3 separate regions of the Mus musculus genome follow, and regions 2 and 3 are each linked to region 1. Evidence: chromatin loops called from intact Hi-C (ENCODE). Cell type or tissue: left cerebral cortex. All regions are shown on one strand.

What was found. A loop is a pair of places that touch in the nucleus more often than their neighbours do. Peaks named below come from ENCODE experiments on the same cell type or tissue, not always from the same donor. Only the 100,000 strongest peaks of a DNase experiment are listed, where the experiment ranks them.
Region 2: it touches region 1 in a loop (6-fold over the local background); 4 of 42 quality-filtered maps call a loop at or near these places.
Region 3: it touches region 1 in a loop (5-fold over the local background); 2 of 42 quality-filtered maps call a loop at or near these places.

What each region holds. Positions count from the first base shown.
Region 1 is chr5:112,573,389-112,581,388 of GRCm38, forward strand. It overlaps Sez6l (seizure related 6 homolog like), which reads right to left and starts at 3,810. Exons shown (of 17, transcript NM_001253916.1): 1 at 3,384-3,810. The coding sequence starts at 3,480. In left cerebral cortex, CTCF peaks have their summits at 742 and 3,792; DNase peaks (open chromatin) are centred at 154, 742, 1,638, 2,324 and 3 more places; H3K4me3 peaks cover 4,565 bases; H3K27ac peaks cover 4,115 bases.
Region 2 is chr5:112,860,934-112,868,933 of GRCm38, forward strand. It overlaps Myo18b (myosin XVIIIb), which reads right to left. Exons shown (of 44, transcript NM_028901.2): 8 at 7,261-7,459; 9 at 5,411-5,553; 10 at 4,724-4,824; 11 at 4,307-4,370. Among named protein-coding and RNA genes, the nearest start is that of Myo18b, 31 kb to the right of the region's middle. In left cerebral cortex, CTCF peaks have their summits at 4,011 (motif pointing left) and 6,882 (motif pointing right); a DNase peak (open chromatin) is centred at 4,011.
Region 3 is chr5:112,695,045-112,703,044 of GRCm38, forward strand. The region is part of intron 42 of Myo18b (myosin XVIIIb); the gene reads right to left. Among named protein-coding and RNA genes, the nearest start is that of Gm30529, 50 kb to the left of the region's middle. In left cerebral cortex, no CTCF peak of the experiment used is centred here; DNase peaks (open chromatin) are centred at 509, 1,833, 4,291, 5,867 and 4 more places; H3K27ac peaks cover 2,527 bases.

The DNA.
Region 1 (8,000 bases):
CTGCCTGCTGCCCCTCTTCCCCGACTTTGGCCTAAATTAGTTCAGTATTTATGTGGGCATCTGCTTTGCCCAATTTTGGGAGGCTACTTTCTTGGTACCTGTTCACAGAGGAAGTTTGTTCTTAGGGGAACAGGAAACCACTGCATGTGTGCGAACATATGCCGGTTTCTCTTTACACGAGTTACAGAATCCTATAACCACACTTCTAGGTTGGTCCCATCAGCCCTCCATTCTATTTACGTCCTACAGATGGCAGAATGGAGTACCAGACAAGAAGGTCTCTCTGAAGGTTAAGTGCACCTAATCAATGAATGGACTGAGCTTTTGGGTTGAGGCAACTCTGATTTCCAAACCGTTTTCCTGAACCTTGCTAATTTCCTTCTCATATTCAATCCGACCACTCACCAGAGCAGCCTTGCCTCCGCCCTCGTTTTGCAATTGCCACTATAAGGGAGTCCAAACACTGGCAGAAAAGGGCTAGATGAGGGTCTGAGTTGTAATGACACCTTGCGAGTAAGCATTCTCTGCAAACTTCTCATCTCTGTGTCCCCCCTTTTCACTGTGTGCCAAAAGCTGACAGTAATCTCTCCCTGTGACATAAGGACCAGATACCTCCAGTGGCAGGGAGTGAAGCCAGGTGCACAGACCACCAGGCTGAGAACCATCCTAGCTTTCAACAGGACATACACGTGTCTGCCTCCTTCCTGCCCAGCTGCAGCTTTGAGCGCCCCTCGTGGAGGCATGCAGTATGGGCCTGCCACGCAGCCATCAACTGGCACACAGGAGAGCCTTGTGTATTGCGCTCCTTTGAATGGCTTGCAGGAACGGACTCCTAACCAAAAGTCACAAACCAAATTGTTCGGGAAACATCCTTTTTTATGCCTTGAAAGAAGAAAGAAAGGAAGTCGATATGGTTTCCTAATGACCAGCAGAACTGTGTGAATAAAAGAAGAATCTTTTAAGTTTGTCTCGGGTAGTCCCTGGTGGGGGCAGCCAAAACTCTTTGAAACAGAACGGCACATAGAAAAGCACACTTAAGGCCGACGTAACAACGATACATCTCACCACATGTCAGAGGCTAGGGGAGGCAACAAATTAGAGTCTTACTGAGAGATACTGGATTTGCTTTGTTAATCCAAGGGGAAAAGAAAAGGAACGGCAGGCTTTGCAGTCTCGGCGTGTGCGTGCATTGCTCTCCCATGCATGTCTTAGGCAATAGGGGTCCTCTTAAAAAAGACAAGCTACACTTTATTCCCATCAAAACGGCCCAGAGAATGCACAGCCTGCAACAAGTTCCCACCCCTCACACTGCATGCAGGAAGACAAGTCTGCAACACTGGGCTCCTCTGATGCCTCTCCTCTCTGGTTTGTGGATAAGAGCTGCCGGTTAAAAATAGAATTTATTGCGGAAGATCAATTGTTTCCAAATGGACCATGAGAACTGGCAGTGCCCATGGGCCACCCTGGCTCCCTTCTTATGACTCAGTCAGAACCCCATGGTTAGTAACGAGCCTTTGGATGAAGTGTATCGTGGACTTTAATTTGGCAGTGACCTGAAGTTAATTAAAAATATATGCTCACTAGCCGCGTGGTGTGGAGCAGTTGCAAAATATAAAATGTCTAAAAATTGACATCACAAATGCACACATCCTGCCTTCCCTCCTACACTCTGGCACACACTGAGGAATCAGGATACAGGATCCTGATCTTGGGTGACATTTTCCTATATGCCATTAAGACCCCACCCCATGCCAAGGGTGGTGCCTTAGAGAATGTCAAACTCAGAGGTAGGGCCACTTTAGAAAAGATGGTGAGCCTCTGGGCATCTTTGAGTTCTGCTTGTGGAGTGGCAGGCACACACACACACACACACACACACACACACACACAGATTTAAGAGCTGGGGCAGGGCAATCTGGATTCAGTTCAAGGCCACCACGTTATTGTTGGAAAGAGACAGCTAATTAAGAAAAGGCACGCTGGGTAGAGACCATTGATTTAAACCAAATCTCTTTTCCCATCTTTCCTAGGGAAACTGCCCAGACCTGGTGTAAATTGGAAATACCACTGTCTCACAAGGGGAGGGGGTGTTCTCAATGACATGTTTTGTTAAATAGAGGAGGCAAATCATGCCCATCGCTCCCATTTCTGGGTCCAAGAGATTGGGGATATAATGTCTGATGTATGCTGAGGGTACTCCAGGCCACAACGAAGTGATGGGACCCAGAGCTAGGGCCTGGAGCTGAGAGCTGTCCGGGGCCTCTGGTGCTGAACTCAGGGGCCCAGAATTCCCCGCGGCGAAGCGGCAATGCTTCTCTGTCCTCAGAACTCCAGATCATCAAGAAAACCTCAATTATACAGAACTCCAGATGGACGGGGGTGCTGGGGAGTGGGGTAAGCGCTCCATGCTGTGGTCAGCTCAGGCAGGCTCCAAGCTTTGTTTTGTAAGTTACCACGGGAGGAAACAAGAGTCACACCTTGCCAAGAGAATGAGAGGTTAAGTGATCCAACCCCAATAGCTGACACCGTGGGCTCTCCTGGTGTCTTTAGCTCTGGTGGCTGGGGGTGGGATCAGCTTTGGGTGAGTTATTTGCCTCCCTCTTCTCTTCACCTCAGCATCTCACTGTAACTTCCTGGGACCCTAGCAGGGTGGAGCAAAGGTGTGACTCCAGGCAGGTGAAGGAACCGACAATCTCGACAATCTCCATAAACTCAGACCCCCTTCCCTTCCTAAGCAGCAAGCACGTGGGTTTCACCAGCACCCTCTCTTCACTCCTAATATCGATGAAGCTGTAGAGGGATAAAGGGGGCCAAGCCCCTGGGGTTCTAATATCTCTCTTCTCACCAAGTTCTGGGAGCCTTGAGCTCTCCTCCATCCGAAGAAGCCACACCCAAGTCCAATTTCCTGACACCTGGCTGGGACCTATCCAGGAGACAGCCCCTCCGGATAGTCCGAGACAGCGTGGGATGGTGGGATGGGAGGGAGTCTGGTTCTGGAGACAGGCAGTCAGCTGTCCGCTTCCTATACCTATCCTCTTCCACAGAGCCTGGCAGAATAACCTGGCAGCCAGCCCCGGGTGCAGTTGCAGAGAGCTTCCAGAATCTGAAGGTTTGGAGAGGACCCCACTCCCAAGAGCTTCTCCCGGAAGCGTCTCCAGACTGCAAACGGGAGCCCAGAGACCGACGAAGGACCCGCAGCCTAAGGCGAGAGTCCTTCAGATGCGTCCCCGCCTCCGCGCTCCGGCAGGGACGAGGTGCCCAGCCCGGTATCCGGGCGGTCCCGCGGGTGGCGCGTGTGTTCCCAGACCAGTCGAGACCCCCGACTGCTCGGGTCAGCCGCAACAACTTTACCCTCTTTGGGCCGGGGCCCTCGGGGTGCTTACCTTCCGCCTGAGCTGCCGCGGGGCTCCCCAGAAGGAAGGCGACAAGGAACAGAGAGATCCTGTCGGGTCCCGCGGCTTGTGGCCGTGCCACGGGCATCGTAGCTACGGAGCTGGGGTCGGCGCAGAGAGATCCGTGTGGTCGGTCCAGGCAGAGGGATCCGTGCGGTGGAGTCCGGGCAGAAGGATTCGAGCAGCCGGAATCAGGCAGTGCTATCCAGGGAGAGAGAGAGAGATGGACAGAAGGCTCCAAGCAGCCGGATCCCAGACCGAGGTCCAGACAGACAGAGGGATTGGTGCAGCGGGGTTCAGGCAATGGGATCCAGGCAGAGGGATCTGGGCAGTAGGATCAGGGCAGCGGCTCCTGGCGGACGCGCAGCTCGCCGTGGCTCTGGCCGAGCTGCACCGGGCGCGGGCGACGGACGAGTGAGGAGGAGCCGCGGGCGGCGAGCGAGCGGAGGGCGGGGGCTGGTGCCCGAGCGAGAGAGGGAGCAGGAGAGAGAGAGAGAGCGAACCAGCGAGCGAGCGAGGGAAGTGAGCGCGAGGAGGCGGCCGAGGGCCGTTCCGGGGGCAGCCTGGCCCTTAGGCCCTGAGAAGTTAGTGATATCGCCCGGTCCCGGGTGGGCTCAGGGTCCCTACTCTTTTTGCGGATGCTGGGACGGTCAGACGAGGCGGAAGAGCGCCCGATGTGTCCTTGCGAACCCAGTCGGCGAACAGCCTGACCTGTATCCCCACTATACAGCCCTCTCTGGCCCCTGAGGTCCCCACCCGCATCCACCTTTCCCTCCCCTATCCGCCAAATGCATTGGTGCTTCCACAGAGAGTCCCAGTGACCTAGGAAGCCACACCGACTGCATCCAGGGACATTGTTGGACCAATGCACAGGACCACAGGATCCTCTGTCTGATACCAAGTGGTTCTTCACCCTGGAAACGCCCAGCCACAGACTCCTGGGTCCATGTTATGATTTCAGCTACATTAGCACTCTCAACAGCGCTCTGCAGATCCGCCAGGCTTCCAGAGCCGAAGCCCCGTTTCCCTCCCCCGCCAGTGGAAGCTTTGGTTCCAGGCCCATCCTCTGGCGGCCTCTGTCCAGTTGAGATTCTCTAGCAGCGTGTCTTTCTTCCACAAACAGAGGAGACGGGGCGCAGTGGGTGAGGAAGACAAGAAGCCACTTATAGCCAGGCATTGGCCAAGGGCCAACTGGAAGATACCTCACACCAAGGGAGACAGCTCTCCTTGTTCTGCTGAGTCTCACAGCCCCAGCTGGCTTCCCAGGCCCCTCACCCCAAGTTAGAAGCCCTCCCCTCCCCCACTCCACCTTGCCACTCCGCTCAAGCAGGGAGCAGATGGAAAGAAGGTTGTAGCAATTGGGGGTGGGGGGGGGGATGTCTTTAGCAGAGTGGAGAGACTGGGAATCTCTGAAAACAACGTAGGGGAGGGGAGCATTGGAGGTGGGAGGAGCGAAGGAGGACTATTCTGGTCCTGGTTCCAAATGCCCCTGTCACTCATTTACTCTTGGGATGCTCTTTGCTTGAAGCTCAGATTATCAGGTGATGGAGAGACCCCCAGTTCATATCAGGTCTCAGGAAGTGGGGATTTGAGAAGGACATGCAGAAGACCTGGGTCCTCCTCTAGAGGGCTAGCAGCAGGCCATCCAGTAACCCCTGAGGAATAGAAGCATAAAGCAGGAATACAGAAACATGGAGGAGAGACACAAGTGCCGGCTTCCTCCTTGGAGATGAGGATAGAAAGGCTTGTAAACACCCATGGCTCACCGGACTCTGGTGTGGTCTCTGTTTTAAAGTCATAATGATCGGCAGTGGTAGAAGTGATCGATATCTCCCCTGGATGCCCTCAGAGGGTCAACCTCACCAAAGCCACTCAGCCAGGAAGTGATAAGATGGATGAATTCAAGACCAGGCCTGAGTTGAAAATCAAATCACCCAAACATGATTCTTCCCCTCAACCAAGATGGCTACCTCTGGGGTGAGACTTGGTGGCTCCTCCTGGCTGTTGGTGGCCTCCCCACTTCCAGCACACTGCTGGAAGTCCATCACTGCAGTCATCGATTAGTAAGGGTAGGTGTTGAGAGCATCGGGCAGATGAGTCACCAGAAAGAGCCAGCTGGGGTCAGAGCTGGAACAAAAGTACATGGTTGGGGGAAGATCTTCCCCATTACCAGACCCATTTTAAAGAAGAGCAAACTGAGGTGTGGGGAGGCAAGGCAACATGTTCAATACCATGTATAGTCTGGTTCTGCCCAGGGTTGTGCTCTGTCTACTGCCAGATTATGCTTGGTCTTGGCTTGGGGTCAGAGAAGCCCAGGTTCTGTTCCTGAAGTTGGGGTGAGCCTGTAGGTCTGTTCTCTTTACATGCTGCTGTGGGAGTGACCACCTTTGTGCAGTTAAAAATCAGCCACTGAGGGCAAAGGCTGGAACCTAGCCTCACCTCTGTCTTTGCAGAAGGCCAAGAATAAGTGGCTTGTATTCTCTGGGTTCTAGTTTACTCTTCCAGAGGGGTAGGAATAAAATTAATGCCTGGCATGTGGAGTGACTGAAAATGAGCAACAGTGTCCTTGAGGAGTGACAGGATACACTGTGCATGCTTACAGGATAAGGGAGAGGACCTCAGGGGTAGGTCAAGTCAAATCTTAGTCTGGGGATTGGCCTCAGTCTGAGCAGTTGTTACCAACAGTGCCCAGGACCTACCCTAATGCACGGTCCACCCCAGGTGCTTGTGGTCACAACAGCGAGCAGACAGGAAGCTGGAGCTTCTGACTACTTCTTTGACTTTGTGAGAGTCTTTCTGTGAGCCACCAGCCTCTCTGGAGTTGATCTCTCACTCTATCTATTCACCATCCATCCATCCATCCATCCACCCACCTACCCTTCATCTGCCCATCCACCCATCCATCAATTCTTCCATCCATCCATCCATCCATCCATCCATCCATCCATCCACCCATGTATCCACCCACCCATCCATCCATCTATCCATCCACCCATCTATCTATCCATCCATCCATCTACCTACCCACCAATCCATCCACCCACCCACCCATCTACCCATCCATCCATCCATCCACCCACCCATCATTCATCCATCCATGCATCCATCCACCCATCCATCCATCTACCCACCCATCTATCTATCTACCCATCCATCCACCCATCCATATATATATATATGTATGGATATATATATATCCACTCTTCATCCACCAACCCATCCATCTGGTCATAACCATCCACTCACTCACTCACTCTATCCAACCCATGCACACATCCACCCATTGGCACACCCATCCACAAATCCATCCATCCTCCATCTGCCCACTCACTAGCCATTCATCCCACCAATTCACACACTCAGCTGTACATCCATGCCCCCATCTGTTCCTCCCACTCATCAATGTCTCCAGCTGTCTATCTCTCCATCCCTCTCTTCTAACCATCCATTCACAATTTATCACCTTCCATCTCTCTTCACAGTATGAAGGTACGTCACTTGCTGTCCAGTTCAACCATTATAATCTACCCACAAGCCTCTCCTCCCTCCCTTCCCACTGCCCCATCATTTATTCCTTCTGTCCCCTTATTTATCCATTTCTCCTTCTGTCCATCTGTCTATCTATCTATCTATCTATCTATCTATCTATCTATCTATCTACCCAACATCCCATTTTCTTTGTGCTCAATGGATGGTTCTTGGATGTCAAACTCAGTGCGAGGGGCCATGAACACAGTGGATATCATCTCTTGCATTCTTGGGTCATCTAGTGATGTCTGCCAACCCAAAGGTTGTCTTTTCCAGTTGACCAACACTCTGTGCCAGGGAATCAGTTTCACAGAGTGTCCAGAAGTCTGGGCTTTGGAACGTTAGTTTGCCATTTGAATAAGTTCCTACTAATGACTGTGTGTCCTTCAACAAGGCCAACGAGGTGTTATGTTCAGACCAAGCATCGTGTGCTTCTGTCAGGAGCATCTGAGTACCTAAAGACTTTATCACAGGACACTGGAAAAGAAAATATCTGCTGTCTTGGAAGAGAGAGGAACCAATATAAAAGAAGACATCACTAGCAAGAAGGGTTCAACTTAAAAATGCTGGTAGAAGGTAAAAGGTATCCCAGGAGATGGACACCCCACACCCCTGTATCTTTAAAGTGAAGATGAAACTTCCAGAATCTTCTTATCTGGTCTTCATCACAGAGCACAGCTTCTGCAGCCCCTAGTGGGAAGCCTGGGCCCACACTATACTCTTACTGGAAGCCGGCAAGGACACAGTGAAGTGTGAAGTGAGCTGGCCTGTCCCACCAGGACACCCATGTCACCTGCAGGGAACTATCCTCCCCCTTTGGCTCCTTTGGAGGTGTGCTGTCTCTTAAAAAAATGCCTGTGCTAGAAGACAGGGCCTTTCCTTTCCGACTGAGAGTTGACATAACACAAAGCCAGCCTGCTGACTGATCTGCATTCTCCTGAGGCCAAGGAGGACAGGAAGGGGCCGCCCAGCCAGAGCACGGAGAAAGCTCAAAGATGGCAGACAAAAAAACATCCACGTAACCACCCAGATCTACAAACCCAGAGGGGAGATTCTCCTCATGAAGGGTTATGTGCCCAG
Region 2 (8,000 bases), 290 kb after region 1:
GCCACCATGTGGTGGCTGGGATTTGAACTCAGGACCTCTGGAGAGTAGTCAGTGCTCTTAACCGCTGAGCTGTCTCTCCAACCTGACACTACGATTTTAAGGGTTAAGTCTCCAACACTCTGGGTCTGTTCACACCACAGCAAGCACACAACTATGTGGGAAGCTCAGGCAGGGCACATGGCTCTGTGGGTGGCTTAGAGGTGCCCATGTGCGTGCGTGCGTGTAAGATGTGTGTGTGTGTAAGATGTGTGTGCCCAGCAGCTTGCTTAGGGTAGAAGTCACAAGAGCCGCTTCCCTTCTCCACCTGCCTGAGCCACAGGGCCACACTAGAGACCTTCGGAGACCTCAGAGTTGCAGGCAATACCAGCTCAGTCGCACACCCACTCAGAACTGGTAAGACTGGAGTAAAGTTTAGAACTCGGATAAAACTCGGAATTGAGAACGGCAGGAGTTCACTGGCAGCCAACCAGATTTCTGTCCTGGAGCATGTAACCACGACACCCCACTAGGAGGACCATGACAATTGGTCACCTTAACCTCGAGCCCAGAGCTCTCCGTGCTAATGAGGTATCTAGATAGGCCCCGAATGTCTAGCCAATGTGAGCTTCCCTTCCTAGGCATCCCTTCCTGAAAAAGGTATTTAATCTTTGGTCCACCTTGACTAAGTCGTATGCATCCTTTTTCACCATGAATAAACAGTTTGGACAGGCAAGGACTGTCTCCTTTATCCAGGACCGTCATGGGGAGAAGCCTTGCTGCCGTAGAAGGCTCCTCCACACTCCTGGCTCTCATTCTGAGCTAAGCCCTATGCCCTTCGCCCTGGGCTCATCTCAAGACCACCCAATCCCAACTCTTTGCAGTTCCCAGCGACGTCTGGGTGCCCAAGAACCACAGCCTCCATCCCAGCCCTGGAGAAAAGCCACAGGCTAGGGCCCCTATCTTAGACCATGTTGAGCCTCCCCTAAGGAGCGTGTTGATGTCCCTCGAGCTCTGCACACCAACGGCGAGAAAGAAATGCAGCCCCACACCACCTCAGAGTGTGTGGAAAACTGAGGCAAGAGGGAGAGATAACAAGTAATACTAAAACAGGCACAGAACAAGCTCTCACAAGGGCGGCCAGGTTAAAACTCCAGACTTGTTCATCTCCGGCTTTTCTGAGACCACAGCTGACCGTAGCAGGAGTTGGAGGAGGTGCACGGGTTCAGGGGTCACGGATAGCCAGCCACCAGGGCAGCAGGGGCTGCTGTCTGCCCACAACTGTAGCCACAGCTGAGACGCAGCTCACCCACGGATGCTTCTCACCGAACTCCTCTGGCCCCAGCTCTGCTTCTAGTGTTACATTGTTACATCCATGATTTCATGTATCTATGCAAACATAGGTGCCACATTGCAAGGACCACACGCTTCTCAGTGACGTTAAGACGTTTCTCAATGACGTTCACACGTTTCTTCAATGACGTTGACGCTGGGACGCTTCTTGGTTTAATTCGAGTAACTCTCCCTCGTGCCCTTTTTCCTCAGCCGACAGCCCCCTTCCCCTTTGCAGCTGCGTAGATCATGATGAAGCTTACCTTTTCTTTATTCATCTCTGTTTGTGGACACCAGGCAGCTCCAGAACTTACTGCTGTGGTCTGTTGAATGCTGCTGTGTCAATGTCCCCGTGGTATGTTGACTAGGGACCTCCAGGTCAATGCCCAGCTAAGCCCCTGGGTCACGTGAACTTTAGTTTCCAAAGGAGCCTCCATTCTGGCTTCCATGGTGACTGAACCCATTCACATTCCCCCCCACTATGGCACACGAGGGGGCGTTCCTGCCAGCGTTTGTATGGTTTTGTTGTTGTTGTTGTTCGTGTTTTTTTAATGACTGCCATTCTGACTGGGTCGTTTGTGTTTCCCCTTTTGAAAAGCATCTGTTCATTTTATTAGTTCATTGTTAATGAGTATTTTGGTTTCTCATTTTTGGAGTTCTTTGTGTATTCTAGATACAAATTCTAGATAATCCTTTGCCAGCTCTTAACACTCTGTAAGCCATATTTTTCTTTTGTGTCCCGTGCTAGACAGAAGTTTTGTGGGTTTATTCTTTGATTTCTGTTTGTATGTCTCTTCCCTGGGGTCCCCTTTGCCAGTGTTGGTGTTGTTCCCTGGGTGACTGGAGTCCTACTAAGTGTTCCCCTCCTGCAGGTCTGGACCGTGAGCTTCACGCCATCACATGACGGTCTGGGGTGCATCTGAAGTTGGTGTTTTAGGAGTGAGTAGTGGGGCCTCATTCTGTACATGGTCACCCAGTTCTCCCAGATGATGTCTCTTCGCCATTGTGTGTTTTCTGTTGCGGGTATGCGGGCTCAGATCTGAGTATGTGACTCTATCCGTTAATCAGCATGTCTGTCCCATGATGTTTTCATTACTCTTGAGTCTGCAGATTAACTAGAAATCAGGCGTGCGACGCCTCCCACCATCTTGCTTTTTCTCAGGATTGCTTGACTACCCCCATGTCTCTCCTGCTCCTGTTTGAGTTTCAGGCTTGTCTCTCTGTCCCTGAGGATTGGCATTGGAACCTGGGTGGACACGTCGAGCCTGTAGGTGGCCTCTGTACGGCAGCCACTTACAGCATTAATCTGTCAATCCCTGAGTGTGGGAGGTCTTTCTGTCTTCTAATGACTCCTTCGATCTCTTCCCCAAGGGTCTTAACGGTTCACTGCCGAGGGCTCTCACTTCCTGGGTTACATTTATTGCGAGATGTTTGCGGTGGTGAATGGGGCTGAGCTCTTCATTTCTTTCTTAGACGTTGGCCGTTGCCTCACAAGAGGGCCCTGCCATGTGTGTGTGTGTGTGTGTGTGTGTGTGTGTGTGTGTGTATGTGTGTGTGTGTGTGTGTGTGGTTTGTCTCCTGCCTCTCTGCTGAGGATGTGTTTGCCCACTCTGAGATTCCTGCTGGGGTCCTACTGGTCACAGAATCACATGTCTGGAAGCAATAACCAGCTCCTTCCTTTCCTGCTGTCCCCTCGCTGTCCTGTGAAGTCTCCCACTGCTGTGCTGAGTGGGGCAGAGAGTGGACACTGTGTCTTGGTCTTCACTTCAAGGGGAAGACTTTGGGTTTTCCCGCTCAGTGGTGTGATGGGCTCTAACCCCACAGCTCTAACCTCACAGTGCTGCCAAGACATACTTCTACCCCAAGCTCCTCAGAACTTTTATCATGCACGGATGTTGGGTTCTGTCAAAAGTCCTTTCAGCATCCATAGAGAGGATTTTGTGACCTGTGGCCTCGATTCCATTTATGGGATGTATTATATTTACAGACTCACATACACTGAGACATGCCCGCATCCCTGGAGTGAAGACTTCTCATGATGATCTTTTTCGTGTGCTCCCAGATTTAACTGGCAAGTACCAGGTTCATAATCTGTGTATCTATGCTCAGCGTTGATGCTCTGTAATGCTCTTCTGTGGTAGTACCTTTATCTGGGTTGTCATCCCTCTACCTGGTAAACTCCTATGCATCCTTCAAAACCCAATGCCAACCAGGCCCAGTATTCCCTGGCTACGAGGCCTTCCCTGACTCAGGCCAAACATCTCTTTGATTTAATCACTCTCTGGTGCCCACAACCACACTTCTTCCTAAGTCTTGTTCTCTAAAATACCGACATTAATTTTCATGCCTATCTTCCTCACTACAGTGAAACTTCAGACAAGTGCCAGAGTCCTGACCCGCTGAATGAGAGCAAAGGAAGTCACGAGAGCAGCATTAGAAATGAGCAAAACTAACAGCCAACAAGTGAACGGCCACCCCCTTTCAGGGAACCCTGGAGCAGCCAACCTTCAAGGCCCTTCCTTCTCCCACCCTTCCCCACTTCTCCCCTCCCCCACCCATCCTCCACCTTATCCCTTTCACACACCCCTACTGCCCCCCACCTCTGCTCAGGACCATAAACAGCAACCAGCAGAGGGTACCCACCTCTCCCCATCAGCCTCCAGAGCGCCCCCTGCTGACAGACTCAGGCAGAACCATGCTAAACTCTCAGGTCTCACTGGAGACAGTTGGGGAGCCAGGGTTGAAGGGAGACACAGTGCTTTAGGGTACACATCTCACCCTCTCCCACCACATCCTTCCTTGGTCAGGGACAAGCCTCCCTTCCTCAACCAGCCCAGATCCTACCAAGAGGTCCTGTTACTCTCCTAGGGCTGCTGCCCCCACATGACCGCCATTGGCAACTACAGACCTGAGCAAAAGGAGACAGTGGGTCAGAGACCCTCCATCACTCCCTCCCTGGCCCTGGGATGACAGTGCACCCTGGAGGCAGGCCACTAACCTTGGACCACAGGCCCATGCCGAAGGCACTGCTCTCTGCCATCTGATGCAGGTTCAGCTCTGTCCTGGAAGAGACGATTGTAGGAGTGAAGGGTCTGCCCCAGCCCAAGCAACAGGAGGTGTCCTACTGCTGGGTCCCACATACCACACAGCCTGGCTACCCCAGCCCCCAGCCCCCAGGCCCCAGCCCCCAGGCCCCAGGCCCCAGGCCCCAGGCCTCCCATCCCAATGACCCTATGTTCCAATCTCACACAGCGAAAGACCATGAAATGTAACCCAGCCTCAGTGCAGTGCCCTGACAACTGAGATCAGAGACCGGGTCACTGGGTACCCGAGCCTCTCAGCTCTGGGTGGAGCTTCCCACTAGGCTTTCTTCACCCTCCTGCCTCAGCCAGCCCAGCCTATCCCAAATACTCACCTGAGATCTACATCCATCCCAGCCAGCAGCTGAGAGAAAACTTCAAAGTTTCCTTCCCCTTGCGGCTGCCGGGCCACACGGCTATTCTCCAGAAGCACTGTCTATAAGGGGGGAATTGAGCAGTGTCATCCCCGGTCCTTCTCTCCAGACTTGGTTCCCAAAGGCCCTACTAGAGTGTCCCACCCCAACACTCCCTGAGGCCTCACCAAAGGGTGACTCAAGAGCACCCACGGTTCAGAGCCCCACAGGCAATCAGCCAAGCCATGGGCTCCCTCCAGCTCCCAGGAAAGCCCAGAGCACCTCCCTCACTGAAGCCTGCACCCAGTGGTACCAGCAGAGCAAAGGCCTTAGTTGATACTGGGGAGCCAGATCTCCCTGATCTGGGCTGTCACCTGGTGCTGTGTGGTCATTCTCTCTAAAACCCTAATTTTGTTTTCTGCTCAACTGGAATGTTGGAGAGGGGACAGGCCACATGTGTGGCACAAGGGGACAGGATTCTGTGTGGATCTGTTACATTCAACAAGCCTCTAGATTCTGCTCCTACCCATCCCAGAGCCACGCCATGCTAGCTGCTTTTAACATTCCAGGGTGCCAACACTCTTGTCACCCCAGGGTCCTGACTGGAAATGTGGGTACAGGCTGGGGACACCACACCTTAAAGAGCCCGTGCCCATCCCTAAGCCTCACCTGGAGCTGAGCAGCTGTGACTCGGCCGGTGGCATTGAAGTCCAATGACATCACCATGGCAAAGCGGGTGGCCCTGCGGCTGTGGCCGGTGGACACACAGCCAAAGGCCCGGAGGACAGTGAAGGTAGCCCGGAGCTTCTCCACTGTCAGGAGACAGAGGGGAGGTGTCACTTGTGCCTTAAGCAAGGCTACCGTTCTCGAAATCCATCCTGGTCTTTGTTCTCTGAGGTGGGAGCTCTGGTGAGCAACAGCTCAGCTTCGAACTACAGTCACTCCATGAGTCCCAGCAGCTGCCTCAACCCCGACTCTCAAAGTCATGAGTAGAATAGAAACGATCTGAGTGATGTGTGTGTGTGTGTGTGATCCTCCTAACACTTGAAGGCCATGAGAGGGCTTGAAAGTTCTGGGATCTCCCCAAAGATATTCTCTGAGCACCCACAAGCCCTGTGTGCCATTGGAGACATCTGGGTACATCCTGTCTCCCACATTCTGGGTACATCCTGTCTCCCACATTCACATACACAGCAGAACCAGTCTGTGAGAGAGTCTAAACCAGCTCCCAGCCCTGTGCTTAGAGTGATCACAGAAAGGGGGGACAGCAGGTATAGCCTCTAAGAGAAGCCCAAGGGGGCTCTGCCTTTTGCAAAGGGACAGTTATCTTCTTCACAATTCAGGAGGACCCTCCCTGGAGTGGCAACTGTGTTTCTGGCAGAGTTCTGAAAGGTTGATCAGCTTAACAATGCTCAGTGCTTAGAAAGCACCCATGGTCTGCAATGGTGGTATAGCCGGTGCCGTCTGGTGCAGCGCTGTGTAAGTCCCGGAGGACAGTGTCCCCAGGATGGACAGATTCTATTATTGGAGAGTGTGAAAATGATGTTCATCTAGAGTATACATGCATGCACACACCTGTGCACACGTATGCTTTCTAGATAAACAGTATGTGTGTGTGTGTGTATGGGGGTGGAGGAGGAGAAAGATGAAAAGGAGCAGAGAAATGTCTATGAAGGTTCCATGGAGACATTACAGTGTGACTGAGAACCCTAGTAAACCTCTCCAGTTTTCAATGCCTTTATGTATAAATCTCAAATCATAATCGCTATCCCACCAGTGTCCTGCTATAATCGCTATCCTCCCCCACCCCCGTCCTATTCAAACCACAGAGCTCTTGTGGTTGTTTAGAAGCGGGTCCGGTACAGGGTCCCTGGAGATGGCCACACCGACGGCTGTGACCACAGTTATCATTATCCATGCTATTCACGGACGGTCTTTAAGGCCCACTACACCCCTCCTGTGTTCTTGCCCGGCCTCTCCCCCAGCCAGCACAGGAGCACTTTCTAGAGCATCCTAGCCTTCCGTAGCTCTGTCTCCGGCTCTCAGCTCTGCTTTCATCTTTGCTTCTCAGGTTCTCTGTACAGCGGAGTGGGCTGTGGACTGTTCAAGGACACACACTCCCAAGAAACCCTCCATCTGTCTGATGGGATGGCTCCCAGCAGGTGGCAGCCAAGCTTCTGCTTCCTACTGTCCCAGTGTGTGACCACTGTAAGGGCCACCAGTGTCATGAGAGAGATGCATTGTTATCCTGGTAGAGGTGCTGTCCCAGTGTGTGACCACTGTAAAGGCTACCAATGTCATGACAGAGATGCACTGTTATCCTGGCAGAGGTATATAAAAGAGCACTAGCTTTCTGGGTCAGTAGCCAACACAGGGCCCTTACTTATCTGTGCTTAGTGAATGACAGCTAGACAGGAGTAGTGAAGAGCCACCCAGGATCTCCCCCCCCCCCAGCCACCCAGGACCCCCACATCTCCCCTCCCTGTTCCCATCCAGTTGTCACCTGTGGGCCACCATACCTGACACCCTGCCGTCCACGCTGCCTGCCATACCCACCAGGTGTTCCAGAACCTGCTCACAGCAGGTGGTCTTCCCAGCTCCACTCCGGCCCAGGGCCACAATGCTCTGGTCTCTCCGCTGGCTAAGCAGTGCCCAGTATGCACGCTGGGCCAGGGACGTTACGTGGGCAGGCAAGCCATCCTGCCGACCACGGGGTACCTGCCACAAGATGACAGGTGTCAGCCTCCCGGCCAGCCTGCAAGTGTCATCTACAGCTAGATCACTAGAAGTCCTGAGCGACCGATATACTCATTAAAGGCTCAACCAGAAAGGGTTCATTGCTTCGGTTAGTTAAATCATTGGGTACGATTCACCTTCAATGAGGTAGCCGGGGAAATTGGCACAATTGATTAGTAATATTGAACATGGGAACTGGGAATGGCTATCAATTAGTGATGTCTGCCGTGAAAACAAACTGAGCCATCTCCCTGGCCAAGAAACTGACTGGGCAGTCACTGCTGGGTTCCAATGAAGACATGTCGTAAGCAAAAACCCTCAGACAATGCAAGCAGGTGCTGAATGTGCTGGCTGGAGCTTCCTCCACAGAAAGCTGTGCATACATCACATGGCCCACACACTGCTCCAGGGACACGCCCAAGAGAAAGGAAGGTGTGGTCACAGAGATCCTTACGTCACAGGTCACACCGAGCATAACAGAAAGCATATCTAGGAGTTCTGAGGAAAGTCAGTGGGTGAGACT
Region 3 (8,000 bases), 120 kb after region 1:
CCTACAGATGTTGAGTAATCAACTTTTGTGGTTTATAAGCCACTTGGACTATGGCATTTTGTTATCATGACTTAGAGGCCACGACACTGGAGGTCAGAGCTTCATCCATGGGCTTCTCTCCTAGAGGATCCTGCCAGTGTGACCCCTGTGAGATGCTGCCAGATTGTGATGGGTTAAACAGTTTCATGAGGATGGAGCATAGGGCTGGCTGTGCTCACTGAACCCTGCTTCATGCTAGACCCTGCAGGACAAGTATAAGCAACAGCAGTGAGCCAGGACCTGCCCAGCCCCAGCCCTGTTTTCTCTTGCCTCCCACCCTGCAGGAAGCCCCACTGTCGGGGCTCTACAATGTTGGCTTCATAGACAGTTGGTTAGGAAAACAAAGAAAAAGCTTTCAGTTCTGTGCTTGGCATCCACTCCGTAATCAAGAACGCAGAAATGAGTAACAGCTGATTGCTAACAGCTTTGGTTGTTAGCATCCCATTCCCCGACCTCCCAGCCTGCAGACACAGCCCACCACTCAGCCCAGTGAGATCATGAGTGAGAATGGCTGGCCACCAGATGGGCAGTGACCTTGCATCACTTAGCAAGAAGCAGGCAGCCCCGTGTGCTACAACAAAAGCTTCACGCTTCTCCACAGCAGCTGCCTTCATTCCCGCTTCTTGCCTGTCACTTCCTGTCCTGTCACAGCTGGACCTGCCTGAGCACCGAGGGTGAAGCCTAATGGCTGCCCAGTCACCTGAAGGCTTGCTTTTCGAGAGCAGTGCTTTAGAATGTCTCCCTCCAACACACACACACACACACACACACACACATGCATGCACCACCCATTCACGCACACACACATACCACACACACATGCACACACACATACACATACTGTTATACATCACACACACCCATGCAGGAGCATATACACACACATACCATACACACACACCACACACCTATGCACATACACACCTCACACACCTACATACACAAACATTCCACACACACATGTATTAAACACCCATGCACACACACATATACACCATACACACACACCACACACCTATACACATACACACATATATACCTCACACACAACCGCATATACACACATTCCACACACACATGTATGCACACACACATACACACCATACACACACACCACACCTATGCACATACACACATACACATCTCACACACAATCACATGCACACACATACCACACACACATGTGTGCACAAACACATACACACCATAAACACACACCACACACCTATGCACATACACACCTCACACACATACACACATACCACACACATATGTATGCACACACCCATGCATACACACATGTGTACACACGCACATCACAAACACACCACAGCTTACTTCACATACCCATCTATGCACACATACCTCACACACACATGCACACACTCACGCATGTGTACACATGCACATCATACACACCAACACATCTAATATAAGCACACACTCACACACCACACACACACAACTATGTACACACACACCTCACATTCACATGCATACACTCATACACATGGGCACATACACATCTCACACACCAACACATGCACACCCTTACCCTTACACCCCCCCAAACACCACACACCCATGTGAATACACACACCCACACCCACACATGCACACCCACCCACCCACACCCACACACATACACACTCACACCACACATACTACACACTTCAAAGTGGCATCCACTCTGCTCATCTCATTCTCATTTTTAATAAACAGCTTTGAGCTGCCAGGGCCAGTGGGCTGCAGCTGAGATGACAAAAGTTATTTCCATGCTGTCTTGGCCCTGAAAAGAGGTGGGCGTGATGAATGTATCTCAGGCCTTAGTCTCATCCATCGCCTGCCACTCAGCATGCTTTCCGCCTGGGACTCGGGGGTGGGGGGGGGACTGCTGTCTCTCAGTCCTGGAGATACTCAGTACTCAGCCTGGCTCACAGTATGTGCTCAGTAAATAAGTCCTGAGTGGACTTACTCAGGGTAGAGAAGGAGGAGGGTGGAAAAGGAAAAGAGAAAGAGAGGGACAGAGACACAGGAAGAAAGAAAGGAAAGTCTAGGAGCTGTAAGGACCAACAGTAGAGCAAGGAAGAGACAACTGGTAGACCTCCAGAGGTTAGGGCTGGAAGGAAGATGAAAAGCTCAGATGCTGGAGAAGGGAAGGGGCAGAAAGGTGAGGGCAGGGGGAGGGGTATGAGAATCATAGGACAATCCAGTACTGCCATTTATATTTCTGACAAAACAGGTGGGGGAACACTGGGCAGCAGGATCAGCCAGGATCCCAGACATGGGTCTGCAGTCCAGACTGCATTGTAAGGTGCAGGAGGCCCGGGGTGGGGGCCATGAGTGCTGTGGGTGTGGATGGCCTTGGCTTCATGAGCAGGGCTGGGCCCTGCCTCGTGGGAATGCCTGGTGCCTTTGAGGATCAGCAGGGACACAAGCCATGTCAAGTGGATTCTTGTGGAGACTGCAGGGGACAGGGGTGTTGAGTGAGAAGCGGAGACAGATAATTCCACGTCCCTTGTCCCTCTCAGCCTTCCCTGTGGCTGTCTGCATCAGATGTCTGTGTATGAAGTTCTTTGTGTGCCAATTCTGTGCAGATACTGTGGGATTTATTGATCCAGAAATCCTCTGGGCTTTGGGGAACGAATCTTGACTCTGCCACTTGAGGCTGGCATATCCTGTCCCAGCTCTGGAGCCTTTAACCATAGCCTGTCGTCAGGCACCCAGACCTGTGACACTCATTCTTGCCGTCCAGGTGTCCTCTAGGGTAGCTTCTCTCTCTCTCTCTCTCTCTCTCTCTCTCTCTCTCTCTCTCTCTCTCTCTGTCTCTCTCTCTCTCTCTCTCTCTCTCTCTCTCTCTGTGTGTGTGTGTGTGTGTGTGAGAGAGAGAGAGAGAGAGAGAGAGAGAGCTTCTTGTGATGGATGTTTGGTAGATATCAAAGATGTCAACTGACACTCAGAGCACTGGCCAAGGAGAGCACTGGCTACAGTACTGAGGGTGGAGCGGCTGGGAGATAGGGTGATGAATGTCAGGTGGTGGGTAGGGGTGGGCTCTGAAGGGAGGTTCCTGAGATATCTCAGGAACTTCTGAAGCCTGTCCCTTAGTCACTCCAAAAAACAAACACTGAGGTGGCTCTCATATTCAAGTGCAGAATTAGTCAGTAATTACAGTTATGGTACCCTAACCTGTTGGGCCCTGCCCTAGAATCAGGAAAGAGGACAGCCATCTCTTCTGCCTCCATGGCAACCCTGAGAAGCAAGAGTTTTGACCTCCAGGCATAGCATGGGAGAGGGAACATCCCTGTGGCACACAGAGAGGAGGTAGCCAAGGTGGAGTCCCATGTAGGAGAGTCAACACAGAGCAATGCATTTGTCTCTTGTGGCCTTTTGACAGACTCTGTGTGTGACACACAGCTCACACCGTCACTGACGTCAGATCTTGGTTGTTGGGGACCTTATCTGGTGCTGTCTTGAATGATGCTGTCATTGGGATCGCTGCCTTACATTCTCTAGGCCAGAATTTCCTCTACTGAAAAATGGGAGGGGGCACATCCACCTCCCAGTGTTACAGAGAGGATAGAGATACCCATTGTGTCTACCACCACTGCCTAGTGCCTTAGGCCATAGCAGATGCTTAGCAAATGGGTATAAAGTGTGCTAGCTGGTCCAGCATACAGCATAAACACATAATGGATTGGTGAGGGCAGTCATCAGTCCTCTGGCACACAGTAGGTTCTCAGCTCAATATGTTTAGTTATTAGTGATTCTCTGATGCCCAGAACACAGGAAGAGTGCAATAAGTGCTGACCATTGATTCCATAGGAACTTTATATAGAAGCATCCTGTGTGTTTGGTTGCCTAATAGATAAAATCTTTGGAATCCTGGAATTTGCAACGTTAGGAAAATGAGTCTTTAAGCAATTAATAGTGGGTTCAAATCCTGGATCTTCCTCTTTCCAAGTTAGGCTTCTTCTGGGGCAAGTCTCAGGTCTCAGGGTCTTATTAGGAGTTAGAGATGAGGTGTGTATGCTGGTCAGCCTCCAACCATCCCAGGACTTCAGGGTAGGCAACACATCTTATAGTTTTATCTACACACTCAGTTGGTCCTCAGCAGCTGCAGATTCTGCATGTGTGTGTGCTCAACCAGACCAAAAATATCTGAAGAACAACCGCAACTGTACCAAATCCGCACAATCTTGCCGTTTTCCTTAAACGATACACTCCGACCGCTCTTCAGCCAGCAGGTAAATGACGTCAGTGTGTTGGGTGTCAGAATGTGACTTAGGATGTGAGGGGTCGGTGTGGGTGGTACCAATCTGGACAGTATCACAATTGTTGGCATCTGTGTGTGTGTGTATGTGGGGGTGGGGGTGTTCAGAAACCAAGTACCCTTAAATGAGTGAATGCCAATTCATTTCAAAGAGTTGTTCTTCACTAATTTAATCTATTTTAGCATCTTAACACCTGTCTGCTTATTTGTCCTTGATAGCTGGGGCTAAGGAAGACCCCACACTGAGCACAGATGTTAAAGAACAAATAAGACCTGTACCAGCAGACAAGGAGAGATGGAGAGGTGACTTTTAGGTATGGCTCATGTTCAGAAGAAGCCAGCTGCTGAGAACGGATCTCCTGTGGATTTACTAGAGCATGCCCTTCCCCTGCCAGGTTGTCTGGTGGATGTGTCTCCTGTGTTTTTATCCCCAGTGTGACTGTAGCAGCTGTGCTATGAATCCTGACTGCAGGAGGTGAGGCCGCTGTACCATGTCACCCAGATCAGTATCATTGCCCCATCTCACATACGGGCAAACTGAGGCTCACTGAGGTGAGAATACTTGCTTGTGGGCTTCCTGCAAAGTGGATTTAGGACCTGGACCCTTAAAGGCCAGATGCCATTTGTGCTTTATTCTTCCCAGGTCCCCTCCCCTCCCCTCCAAGGCTGAGGGATGGGGTGGGTCTGTAGGTGAAGTTTTACCCAGGTTTTCACATGTCCTCTCAAAGCCCATCATGACATAGTGAGTTGAAAGGCCAGTTCCAACTCACAGGCCTCTGGACCTGGCGTCAGACATAACTGCATGGTGGCATTTTCAATTCCTGCCTCAGCATCCAGCCGGAGCCGGAGCCGGTTGGAGCCACAGGAGACTCAATGCAGATTTAATGACATTATGAGTCACCCCCAGAGGTGAGCCATTGCCCCTATTCCTCACCCACACCCTGAAACCATGGAGCAAATTAATAAGTAATTAATATGTAATACTTGTGATGTCCGGGGTGAGAAGTGGATTTCCTCCGAAGATAACCCTGTGGTGCAAGCACCAAGTTCAAGAGAGCAAATGCTGAAGATCAGCATGGTGCCTGGGACTGAACACAAGGCACACATCACACACATCACTGGGTTGCATCAGCATCACGTTCCCTGAAGCACATGATACTGTGAACTTCCTTTGTCATACTAGAGGCACAGAAATGTTAAGCCCCAGATACATGATAAATGGAAGGAGATGGGCTTACATCCAATGGTGTGCCAGATCCTCACCTCCTAGCCATTCTTCCTCCTTACCCTTTATTGTCCCATTTTACAATTGAGAACTTTGAGGCTCAGAAGGGCTAGCGGGATTTCTGAGGAACAGTGGAACTGCAGGATACCCAGCCTGGTCTGTCTGTCTCAAGGCTGGGCTGACATACAGAAGCAGAAAATAGGCTATGCTTTCCCTGCTTTGAGTGCAAATCTTTGGTGCTAGTTCTGTATACATCCTTGAAGAAGGGTTTGCTCTGCAGGAAGTTCCAGGGTATGGATGCAGCTTTGGGGCTGGCAAGGGAGCTCACCGTTTGTACTGAGCCTGGAGCACAGGCTTTCTGGAGGTGGTAGAATGACTCAGGCTTTGGAATAGGGGAGGCAATGAGTGGTGTTCATGGATTTGGAAGGATAAGAGGTTGTGGGAGGGAGGGAGGGTTGGAGGGAGGGGGAGGGTCCCACCCACCAGATATTAGCTGATTCCATCTGCAAAACTCTTGGCAGGCAATGATGACTACCTACACATTGAGGGCAGGAAAGTGAGGCTCGTCGAGAACAACAGGCTGAGGAAAGGTGTGAATCAAGGGGCACCAAGGGAGTGACTCAGCCAAAGAGGAGAAAGGTCAGCAGGAGGCTGTCCTTGTGTCTACTCTCCTAGACTGATCGTGTGGACACTGGAGAAAGTCAAGCATTATGCAGTGGGGTGGGACAGCAGCCAGCCTTGTCTGCAGTTCTTTGTGATACTTCAGTGTATGTCAGTCCTCCACACAGAAACCAGCTTGGTGAGATGCCTCAGGGGACCCCACCCACAGACCTTCTTTCACAGGGCTTTTCTAGCTTTGCCCATGCCCCTCTCACAGACATCAGGAGCAGGGTCTGTCTGGTTTGCCAGAGACTGGGATGAGTGGGGAGTGAAGACGCCAAGAACAGGGATCAAGACTCAGATAAGAATCAAGTACAGTCCCATGTCCTATACCGAGGCACAGACACCAAAGTCTACTGGAACTTGTGATGTATTTTGCAAGAACTGGGAGGCCTCTAAAAATCCCAGCACATGGAAATGGAAGACTTAGAGGAGGAGATGGAAGAGCTTATTCAAGAGGTCCTGATTTGAGCACTGCAGATTACACACACACTTACAGTTCCACACTCTGAACATGTTCTGCACTCTGAACACGTGGACAAAGCTTGTGCTGATGAAATGAATCATTTCCAGAAACCTAGTGAAGATGATCCATTTCGGTGAAAGAGGCAGAGAGCGAGGGGCCAAGAGTAGAGCTTGGACAGACAGACAGACACAAAATGGGGGACCCGGTGGGGAGTGACAGTGCTCCCTGCCCAGTCAGTCTATAAGCCTCAGACTTCTCCAACACAAAGCTTCTTATCTGCCTAACCAGCCTTAGAAGACAACCAAACACGACAATTAACCTCCTCATAAGATCCTTCCTTTAAAAACCCCGGGTTATGTAAGACCATTTGGGGACAACTGGGGCGAATGCATATTGGAATCCAACATGACACCACATGCTTGCTAATGTCTGCGAGCCTGGGATAACCGTGAAGGGGGGTGGGGTATGGAGACAGAAATAATGTCAGCTTTGAAAAACTCAGACAGCCACCAAAGTAAAGGAGAGGCCAAGGTGACTGGACACCATCATTCCTTAAAGGGAGATGGAGAGAGAGATGACCCAGTTACTAACATGCCTGCCATGTAGGGACAAGAACCAGAGTCCAGATCCCCAATATCCACATAAGCAGCTCAGCTCAGCCACGAATGCCTGTGATCCTGGCACTGGGAGAATGGAGATAAGCAGAGCCCCAGGACTTGCTAGCCAAAGATGTAAGCTGAATCCATGAGCTCTGGGCTCACTGAAAAGCCCTGTCTCGAAAAGCAAGATGGACGTTGATGAAGGAAAACCCCTGATGCTGACTCTGACCTGCACAGGCATGGCACACACAAACATGGACAAACACATATGCACCTTGTGCACACACCTAAAATAGGAAGAAAGGAAGAGAGATGGGGGGAGGAATGCAGAGGAGTCAAGTAGAATCTTACAGGTGATTCCAAGGGTCCCTTGCTGTATATATAAAATTTGACACATTTACCACCATTCAGTGATCAGTCCCACTGAGAAATCAATGCCTCTGAAGCCAGGCTGGCCCCCAGGGCTCTCAACACCCCCAATGCTCCTGTATTATAACTCTGTATTATAATTTCATGCTTACTATATCTCTCCTCCAAATAATGTGTGCTTCTTAACCATACACATCTTTCCTTTATGAAGTCCCAGAGTCAAGTTCCCTGAAAGGATTTATGGACTGGAGTGAGTGAGAGAGCAGAGAGGGAGCTGTGAGGAGGTCAGAGGGCAGCCGTATCTTCCTTATGTAGGATGCTTCAATCAAACCCCAGTTAGCCAAAGCCACTTCCTGTGACTTAAAAACAATA